Linked DNA regions of Homo sapiens: region 2 is linked to region 1. A link is a loop called in an ENCODE intact Hi-C map of the cell type or tissue named here. Cell type or tissue: OCI-LY7. All regions are shown on one strand. Links, peaks and the distances in the headings refer to the core of each region. The heading gives the core; the rest is flanking DNA.

Region 1 (5,391 bases), core at 340-5,339:
AATTGCTTGAACCCAGCAAGCAGAGGTTGCAGTGAGCCAAGATCACGTGTCACTGCACTCCAGCCTAGGCCACAGAGAGACTCTGTCTCAAAAAAAAAAAAAAAAATACTTTGGAGGACCGTTGGGAAGGCATGATTGGTTTTGAAATATGAGGACATGAGATTTGGGAGGGGCTGCAGCAGAATGATATGGTTTGGCTGTGTCCCTATCAAAATCTCATCTTGAATTTGTAGCTCCCATAATCCCCACATGTCATGGGAGGGACCTGGTGGGAGGTAATTGAATCATGGGGGTGGGTCTTTCTTGTGCTGTTCTCATGGTAGTAAGTCTCATGATAGCTGATGGTTTTATTTTTTATTTTATTTTATTTATTTATTTTTGAGACAGAGTCCTGCTCTGTCACCTAGGCTGGAATGCAGTGGCGCACTCTCAGCTCACTGCAAGCTCCGCCTCCCGGGTTCACGCCATTCTCCTGCCTCAGCCTCCCGAGTAGCTGGGACTACAGGTGCCCGCCACCACGCCCGGCTAATTTTTTTTTATTTTTAGTAGAGACGGGGTTTCACTGTGTTAGCCAGGATGGTCTCAATCTCCTGACCTCGTGATCTGCTTGCCTCGGCCTCCCAAAGTGCTGGGATTACAGCCGTGAGCCCCTGCGCCTGGCCGATGGCCGATGGTTTTATAAAGGGGAATTCCCCTGCACAGGCTCTCTTGCCTGCCACCATGTAAGAAGTCCATTTGCTCTTCCTTCGTTTTCCGCCATGATTGTAAGGCTTCCCCAACCATGTGGAACTGTGAGTCCATTAAACCTCTTTCCTTTATAAATTACCCAGTCTCAGTTATGTCTTTATTAGCAGCATGAGAACACACTAACAAAGCCAAATACCCAAATTCATTAAAAACACCAAACCTCGGCCGCGTGCAGTGGTTCAGCCTGTAAATACTAACACTTTGGGAGGCTGAGGCGGGTGGATTATCAGAGGTCAGGAGTTTGAGACCAGCCTGGCCAACATGGTGAAACCCCATCTCTACTAAATATAAAAAATCAGCCGAGCGTGGTGGTGGGCACCTGTAGTCCCAGCTACTCGGGAGGCTGAGGCAAGAGAATCACTTGAACCCAGGAGGCGGAGGTTGCAGTGAGCCGAGATCATGCCACTGCACTCCACACTCCAGCCTGGGCAACAAGAGCGAGACTCCGGGAAAAAAAAAAAAAAAAAAACACCAAACCTTTACTATCCCAAATACAGTCATGGTCGTGAGTAATTCCAAAGTTCATATGAATAATTTACCCAAAACCCTAGTCCCACAGACCTCCTCAATCCCAGTGTCTCTACTAAACTCTCTTTTAGTGCAGTACACAAAAGCACATCACTCTGAACTGTTCCACCTCTGCAAAAAATGACCACAAAATTCAAGACTCCTGTTCTTTACTGCTGCAAGAGCCAGGGTATCTAGGTACATCAGAAACTAACAGTTGCTATGTTAAGAAAAATGAAACACACTATTGAAAGGAAATTGGATAACTAGGGGAATAATCTGGAAGGTTGGAGTGAGGCTCTATAAATGTTAGGACAAAATGAAACTATAGACAGAACAGTAACTGTGATTATACAATTTAATTGATCCAATAAGTATATCACTGCACATTATCAATGCCACTGACGGCTGTGTATTGAAGCTTGATTCAGTGCCACTATCCCCTGAATATTGGAGGTAGCTACTACCTTCGTGAAAATGGATTTTCTATTGACTTCAAGTCTTCGCAAGACTAGTTCTTTATTCAAAATAGAAGGCAAATGTGTTTCATGCCACCACGTCTTGGCACAAAACTCCTCATTACTTTCTTCATCTGTAAAGTTAATTTTTCAAAATCTAACTCAGTGGTCTCCTATGAAGTCTTGTCTGCCCCAACCAACAGAGTTAACCACTTCTGTCTTTGTGTCATCTGTGTATCTAGTACCTCGAATTACAGCATTTTAAATATCTTATTGCAATTATTTACTTGTATCTGCATTTCCTATCAAACAGCCGGTGACTGGAAAGCACAGACCATAATTTACTTTTTAGTGAATTCTCTAATATAGTGCTCAGCACATCATGGGGGCAAGAAAGATTTTAATACTGAGAATATCCTGTCTTTTTCATTTTCACACTAATATTGAGGACTCCCTAGTTTGTTTTATAAAAGATCTTCATATAATTCTTTTTTATGAATGAATGAAGTTGATTTTTGGATAAAGTAAAAATAAAATATTGTAATGTGGACCCAACAGAGCTACTCCTAGGTATAGGCAGAGTAGGTTTGGGCTTAAGGCCACCTACCTTGGATATCACCTCTACTCACTTTGGAGATAGCCACTGGATTCTGAAAAAGTTCCTATTCTAATACAAATGTTGACACATATAGTCCTTAGGTTATTAGATTAATGTAGAGCAGAACAGGGTGTGAGGAGTGGAATCAGAAAGAGAAAAGGAAGACAGAAAAGCTCTGGGGCTTGAGTCCTGCAAGGAAAAGAGAGGTGAATGTGTACCCAATGCGGAGACCTATGGCTCTAAAAGGTATTGGGTGTTTAACAAAATGCTCAGGTTTAACTTCATCTATGTCACAATGTTCCTTGATCTAGTCAATTCTGACTGAAGGTAAGTGCCTTTCGGAAGCCTACAAAACAAATTCCAACCAGTTTCCTTAATCTCTGAAGTGAGAACACATTTACATTTTGAATGTTAGCATAATAATTTCTGTTTTCCAGGTTGCTTTTTTTTTTTTTGAGACGGAGTTTAGCTCTTGTTGCCCAGGCTGGAGTGCAATGGTCTGCCTCCAGGGTTGAAGCAATTCTCCTGCCTCAGCCTCCCAAGTAGCTGGAATTACAGGTGCATGCCACCACACCCAACTAATATTTGTATTTTTAATAGAGACGGAGTTTCACCGTGTTGGCCAGGCTGGTCTCGAACTCCTGACTGACATCAGGTGATCCGCCGGCTTTGGCCTCCCAAAGTGCTGGAATTACAAGTGTGAGCCACCGTGCCCAGCCCAGGTTGCTTTTTAAATAAAACATAGAATAATACTAAGAAATGTTTATAATTTAGAGTGAAAATAGAGAAGCATAGTATATTTTATAGTTGGGATGAAAATAAAAATACAGAAAGAATATGAAATTGAGATTTCAAACCGTGGCATAAGTTGGACTTGTGACTGTAACGGTCTAGTTTTGAAAAGAAATCATGTGTTAAGCACTCCTCAAGGTTAAATTCTCAGTACTCTCAGTCACTCTCAGTTCTCTACATGTTGTAAACTATAATAACAGAAAAACAGAAGTGAAAACTACACAGAAAGCTTTAAAAATATTAACTATCTTTCTATCTTTGGCACTCAACTTGCTCTTACAATAATGAAAAACTTCCCCTCACCACCCCCCAAAAAAACTGATGGAAGTCTTTAAATCCTAATTACTTTCTGGTTTTTGGTATCCACAGTGGGTACCTGAATAAACATAGAAATTATGAAGCTTTGACATCCCTACCCCCTAAAAAATCAGTTGATGAGCACACTTCATGCAGAACTACAAATAATGAACAGAAACTGGAAGACTTACTATCAGAAGATCACTACTTAAACCTAGAGATAATGAAAACAGAGGCCAGGACCTGCTTTGTAAAATAGACATAAATACATTTTATGCTTACAAAATATCTTGGCTGGATAAATTTTTGTTTATGTTTCCATTTATTTCATAATGACAAAAAAGAGTAGATTTTTATAGACATTAACATAGAATATGGGGATATAAGTTTTAAAGCATAAAATAAATAAACTTTTATAATGATTTAACCAAAATATACAGTCAGGTGCAGTGGCTCACTCCTGTAATCCCAGAACTCTGGGAAGCCGAGGCAGGCAGATTGCTTGAACTTGGGGGTTTGAGACCAGCCTGAGCAACAGATCAAAACCCCATCTCTACAAAAAATACAACAACAACAAAAAAATTTAGCCAGATGTGGTGATGTATACCTGATTACACCACTGCCCTCCAGCCCGGGTGACAGAATGAGATCCTGAGATCAGGTCTCAAAAATATATATATATGTAAATAAATATGTATATTTATGTTTCTATAAATATTGATATTTATACATCTATATGTAAATAAATATGTATATTTTATACATATCTATATATAGATAGCTAGATATCTCTATGAGAGAGAAATTTTATATATTTTATATATATTTTATGTATGTCTATATACAGATAGCTAGATATCTATATATAAACATTATATATTATATATAGACATATAGAGAGGAAATATATATTTATATAGAGATAGATAGCTAGATATCTACATATAGATAAATATTATATATTGTATATACATCTGTATATATATAGATAGCTAGATATCTCTCTATATATAGAGAGGGAGAAAGAGAGAGAGAAAATAAGTTTAGCATTTAGAGGGATAGGGGTCTGTAAGCTCATATAATCCAGTTGTCCCACTGTAAAGAAGAAAATCAAGGCCCAGAAGGAATGCCACCTGTGCAGCGTCACCTAGTTGTGAATGAGTGCTGAGTAGAGAAATCTGGAATTCCAGACTCGTGCTTTTAAGTCAGGCAAACTATGATGCGTGGCTTAAATTGAATTTGCTGGTTGATTTTGTTAGGGCTGAATGACTTATATACATTTAGTGGTTAAAAATATTTAAAAAGAATAATTTTCACTACAACAGTAGGGTGGAGTAGCTGTGACAATGATTGCACTACCTACCATGCCAAAAAAATACCATCTGGCCTTTGACAGAAAATGTTTGTTGACCAATGACTTAAGAAACGGGTTTAAAAATTAAATCCTGAAGCCTGCTTTCTACATTCACCAAAAAATAACCTGTACAAAATTTCTCATTTGTCAAACTCAGATTTTTTTTAAAGCGTATTCAGAAAGCCCGTCCCAGAGGCTGGAGCTAAAGGGTGTTTCTGAATTTTAGTTAGCCCTGGCTACTTTAGAAACAAGAATTCAATCACCTTTTTCTTGGTGCTCTATCATACTTAACAGCCATACTCCTCACAAGTGTTTCTTGTTCTCCAGTATCAACCGCCTCTTTTGGTTTATTTTAGCTCTGTGCCACTTCAAAACTTGACTTTTGATGTGGTCCCACACAGGCACCTTAGTCTAAACTCAGCTTTCATGGCCTGTTTGGAGTAGCAAATCTGATTAGCTAAGTTGATTCCTGAGGCATTAACCTGATTACTCAAAAATGTATCTGCTTAGCTTTACTCATCCTTTATTCTAGCTAACTGGCTGCTGGCAAATCTGTGATTTGGCTTCTCTAAGATCAAGAATTCCTTCATTCCAACCATTCCTGATTCAGAAGATGGCAGCCTGGGAAGAAGCAGCCC
Region 2 (5,391 bases), core at 64-5,063, 450 kb after region 1:
AGCCCATGCTTCTACACTTCTATACTATGCTGCCTCCAGGTGCCATAGAAGAGCTGCCTTCTTGCTCTCTGACAATTCCTAACTTGGTTTGGGAGAAAACTATTTCCTTCAGTTAAAATAACTCTACCCACTACCACCTGTTGACGAGCACCCCACAGGAAAAGAATGGATGTCACATGTCAGAAGTAAGGAGATTCTGGAAAATTTGCCTCCAGAGATTAAGCAGCTAGAACCAATGACATCAATGCCAAAGCACATGCTGCCTTGGGGACCTATTGGCCATTGGGATTGGACAGGCCAAGTCAGAAGAGTTAAGCAAGACACAGTATGAAACCTGAGAGAGAAAGACCAGTGTCTGCAGTGAGGAGCGCATGATTCCGATTTTTTTCTATACTGATTATTTTTGTCAAACACTAATGAACAATAAGCATGCAAAGAAATGGGGAAAAGTACCGATGTCCCAGGGACAGCATTATTGAAACACATTACTTACAAGTCAAATCATATTTAATCTCAGCACATATGCAATCACAATCCCATTTTTTATCAAACCCAAAGGTGTATCTGTTCACAGCCAGGTAATAGTGGCAAATCTATCAAGAACAAGGCAGTCCCAACTTATTCTTGTCCTCAAGATCTTGAGGACAGTGTATTAATTATGAAACAACATCCTCACCAAAATACAGGTAGGATGAGGTCTGTTTTAGCACCCTAGACACCCCCACAGCCAAGTTCATATTAGTCTGATACAATCTTATTGTTAAGTCCTAGAACCAAACCAATCTTGTGAGGGTTACTGGGACATTATCTCAAATCCCCAGCTGCATAAAGCTAGGAATTATCCATAAATATAAGGCCAGACTTACCTGTCACATGTACCACATCAAAGAAACTGAAAACAACCCCTCCACAATCAAATTTGAAATACTGCATTAGTGACATGTCATACTCGAGGCTTTCCAGTTTAGGGGTGAAGGAAGTAGGTAGATGAAAGTAAATATGTCTACAGTGCTTTATATAAATATGTATTCTATCCCACATTTGGTGCTAAAATAAAAAGAAATTTCAGGTGTTTTGAGAGGGAGTGGGCAGAGAGTGTTTGTTTTTATAACTAACACCACTGTCCTTCCAGTGTTGTGAAACACATGTTATAAAGTTGATATTGCACTTGTTTTGTCAAATATTCTAGTAATCTTTTGTGTCTATGCTGTAAGAATTATTGAAAGTGACATAAATCAGAGACAAATGACCAGAGTTGTTCAGGCAGTATTCATTCTCTTAGAGTTACAGTTACAGTTATTTTTAGTAATGTACTGAGAAGGAAAAGAAGGTAAAATTAACTTTTGAAACCTTCACAAATCAAAAATAGATGACTGACCCCATCTATTTTTGAAACTTATGTGTATGTGATAAAATTAAACTTATAGCCGATATTCATTTGTTCATTTGACAAATATTTATTGAACATCTACTATGTATCAATCACTGGGAATAAAGCAGTGAATAAAGCAATTTGAAGTTCCTATTTTGCTGGAACTTACCCGAAAGTGTTTAAGAAAGTAATTTGTCTTTAGAGGCAGTATGCCATGGAGGAAAAGCGCCAGGATTCAGAATAATCAAGTTCTGGTTCCAAATCCAAACTCTGCCAACTACTATTTCTATGAACCTTAAGCAAGTTATTTAATCTCTTGGAAACTTCAGTTTCTTAATCTGTGAAATGGGATGATTCTATCCCACCCTTGCATGGGGCTGGTACTTAGAAGACACTGGAAAGGCAGGTTTTTCTGGAGGTTGGGGATGGAGAGTGCACATTCTAGAAATATATTCATAGACTCCTTCTTTGACAATGGTGCTTTCCACATAATCTCAGCACTGAATTTACAAATTCCCAGTAAACCTCTTATGCATCCTGACCGCCATGAAATCTGTCAAGTCAATAGGCTTTCAGCCTTCTCACCATCTCTCTGTCAGCACTGAAGACAGCGTAGCAGGTTGTTAAAAAGCGCCACCTAAAGGTCCTTATGAGACACTTTACTAAGTCACAAAAACTCCTTTTGTCCTTTTAAAAAGGCTGTTTTGGTGAGCAGTGCTCTTAAATAATCGTCACTGTTGTGCCAGTATCTATGAGCCCATCATAAAAGGTAGACAAGCGCAGGAGGGAAGCAAATGATTTATCAATTCATCTACATCTGGTCCTAAGAAAAGCTTTCTTTCTTTCTTTTTTAGATATTGTAATCTAAATCATTTTAATGCCCAGAACATCCGTGGAAGTAATCTTGAAGAAACACTTCTCCTCCACGAAAAATCTCTGAAATTTTATGGCAGTATACAGGAATTTTCTTCAAGTATTGATCTTTGGGAGACAGCCCTATGAAACTGTGTTTGAGTCTACCTGTCTTATGAGAACAGTATTCATTGTTTTCTTCTTCAGTTGAGCATTTTATGTGTTTTAGTGTAAAAGCCAATATATACAGAGGTGATTTTACAAATATCATCTGTATACTTTATTTACAAAGACTAATTATGAATTTTCTAGTAAACTGTCATGCTTTTGCATTAACATGTTATAGCATTAGAATTAATAAAATAATTTCAAAGTCTCAGTGATTACTCTATGACAAAAAAAATGACAGTTTTCTATACACCAATAATACCTTACAGCTTTCTACAATGGTTCAGCCATTGAAAGCGTATGACCTTTTTTTTGGAGTTTTAATGAGTCATTAGAAGCAAAATGACAGTATTTTAATATACTCTCTTTCAATACACTTAGTGATCCCTTATTACACGTGACCTTATTACATTGTGACCATATACTGTATATAACTGAGTAAATAATAAACATATACATGATTTTCTATATTTGCTGTTAATATTATGCTATCAAAATATGACTTCATTAAGGACATTTTCTCTGAATTTAAAAGCAGTATTACTAAAATAGATGTCCTTAACAAAGAGAATGTCCGCATACTAAAAAAGTTGAAAAATAAATGTAAGTTATGGAATTATTGGAATTAAAAGAAAGAAGGAAATTAGGGAAGATAAAATGAGGGGGCTGAGAGGAGGGTAAGTGACCAAACCAAATAGAGATGCTTAAAGGAATTATATGAATAACATCTTTCGGTCTCCACTGCCAATTCAGATGCATTCAGAAAATTATCTTCTAAGAGTTTCTTCTTTCATAAGCAAAAATATGTGGAAACTCATTTTTTAAAAAATCAAATAAAATTAAAGTCTGTTTCTCAGTAGCAGTATTTGTCAACATTTGGTTGAGGACAACTTGCTACAGGTGAATCTTTCTGGCCCCTATACAGACTGCCTTAACTCAAATCTTTTTTTGAGATTGGGGTCCAGCAATTGGTGGTTTTAATAAGCACACCCAAATCATTCTCATGTTCCCTAAGGTTTAAAAGCCATTGCTTTCCAGGACAATTCATGTTGGATAGGACAGGTGAGTTTATCAGCTGACTGCAAATTATTCTGCAATTATGCACCTCCCTTGTGTATACATAAAATATTTTAGGTCTGTAGAATAAAAGATTTACTCAACTTGATTAGGTATGCTACGCATTTTTAATTGCAAAAGAGGAGCTGTAAAGCACCAGGTGTTTCTGTTACTCAAACTATTTTTTGTTTGAGGACAAATGAAAAGACTTGCTGGTACAGGCATAAATTCGTTTCCTGCAACTTTTTCAAATCCTTTCTGTTTAGCAATTGTTTCCTGGCAAAACAGTGAGGCAGACCCCTAATATTCCTTAGAAGCTTTCCTTGCTGCAAAAGGTTAAATGCCAAGTTTGCAATTTGGGTTTAATGAACACTCACAAGAGCAAGAAATCTTTAAACACTTCACCTCAGTACAAGTGAGAAGCTCTAGTCCCTCTTACTGATAGAAAAGGAGCCTGCTTTATTTTGTTCTCCCCCTCCCCACAAATTTGCCTTCATCTCCTTAATTTCTACATCATAATAGAAAAAGGTGCTCATTGTGGTTTCACTTGTCCTTAGAGCTGAAAGATCTACAGAATTATAAAGTTGACCCAAAGCAAACACCAAAAGAGCTTAGAATCCTCACGTTGGCGTTGACACTCGTGATTAGCTAAATTGCAGTAACTACACAGGCTTCCATTCGGAACAGGATGCATTCACACAGCAGTTTCTTCTCTACTGCCTAGCAACATTATCATTGAGCACCTGGAATAGTTTAGGCATTAAGTGTAATTGGTTTTGCTTTACATAAATCTGTAGCTTTGTAAATAAGCGGAGCATTTCAGCTTCTATATAACACCAATTAACTTAAAGGGATGTGTTGTTTGCAGAAGCCTGCTGGGTTTCGTACTGTATTTCTCCAGTAATATGCTCAGTGGCGGGCGAAGTTCTGTGTCCCTGCAGTGTTCCATTTACTCCAGCCACTTGGTGCCAAGGGTCTGTACCCAGCCACTCATTTGCTCCATTTTTTACTTGTGGCACAAGGTTGGAAAAGTGAAGACTTCCCTAAGAAGCACCTTCTGTGCTCTATTTCTGTCCATGATCAAGGCCTGAAACACAAGGTATTTCAAAATGTTTTCTGTGACCCGCAGAGCCCAGGTCTCACCCCATCTGATTCTGTTCACAACTGACAGTAACATCTCGTTTCTCTTCCTTTTTTTTCTTGTAACACTTCAATCCATTGTAGCCAGAAGTCACTACATTGACCCTATATACAAAATTAAGAAAACTATACTCTCATTACATAAATTTATAAGTGAAGATGATTTTCATCAGAGTGACTTCTTTAATAGCACAAAATAACATTCAGAGATCTGCTCCTGAAAGTAGGTAAATGTTCCCAAGCTCCGTGGATATTTCTCCTTATTTCTTCTTTATTCAGTTTAATCCCTTCTCTCTCATACATATCCCCTTCAGGTAATCTTGATTTATAGCATTCATTCCACCCTAGCCAACCTTTAATTCTCTTGGTTTCTGAAAGTGTTTTATCAACTATCAGAGTAACAATATCACCAAATAACAGCTCGTAATTCCAAAAAGTTTCCTATTATAATATTGCACGATTTACACATTGAAAGAGAGAAAATAATCCTTTCTGAAAACTGTCAGGATCCCTTGTTCTATGAAAACAAAGCTTCCACACTGGTACTCTTAGCCAGTCGGGTGATAGGCATCCACCATCTACCATTCTCTCACTACAAGAGAAGCCAGTGTACAATTATTGGTCCCAGACTTACGAGTAAAGCCTTCACATAAAATCAGCAGCCAAGTGATGACAGCACACAGGTGCTGCTAGAATTCAGGTCTGCTTGTAGAGAGCAGGGAAATTAAAAGAACCACTAACAGTAACAACTCACATCTATGTCACCTTTTATAGTTTACAAGTTGCTGTCGCACATATTATCA

Evidence for each region. Peaks named below come from ENCODE experiments on the same cell type or tissue, not always from the same donor. Only the 100,000 strongest peaks of a DNase experiment are listed, where the experiment ranks them.
Region 2: a loop joins it to region 1, with 2.3 times the contacts of the local background. A loop is called at or near these places in 2 of 110 quality-filtered maps.

The regions. Positions count from the first base shown.
Region 1 is chr12:16,634,820-16,640,210 of GRCh38, reverse strand. No RefSeq gene overlaps it. Among named protein-coding and RNA genes, the nearest start is that of LMO3, 31 kb to the right of the region's middle. In OCI-LY7, for the core only: no CTCF peak of the experiment used is centred there; a DNase peak (open chromatin) is centred at 3,310; H3K4me3 peaks cover 705 bases; H3K27ac peaks cover 3,032 bases.
Region 2 is chr12:16,186,651-16,192,041 of GRCh38, reverse strand. SLC15A5 (solute carrier family 15 member 5) reads left to right here. Exons shown (of 9, transcript NM_001170798.1): 9 at 2,227-3,557. The coding sequence ends at 2,374. The region is part of intron 1 of LOC101928362 (a long non-coding RNA gene); the gene reads right to left. Among named protein-coding and RNA genes, the nearest start is that of SLC15A5, 88 kb to the left of the region's middle. In OCI-LY7, for the core only: CTCF peaks have their summits at 1,824 and 2,024; a DNase peak (open chromatin) is centred at 2,011.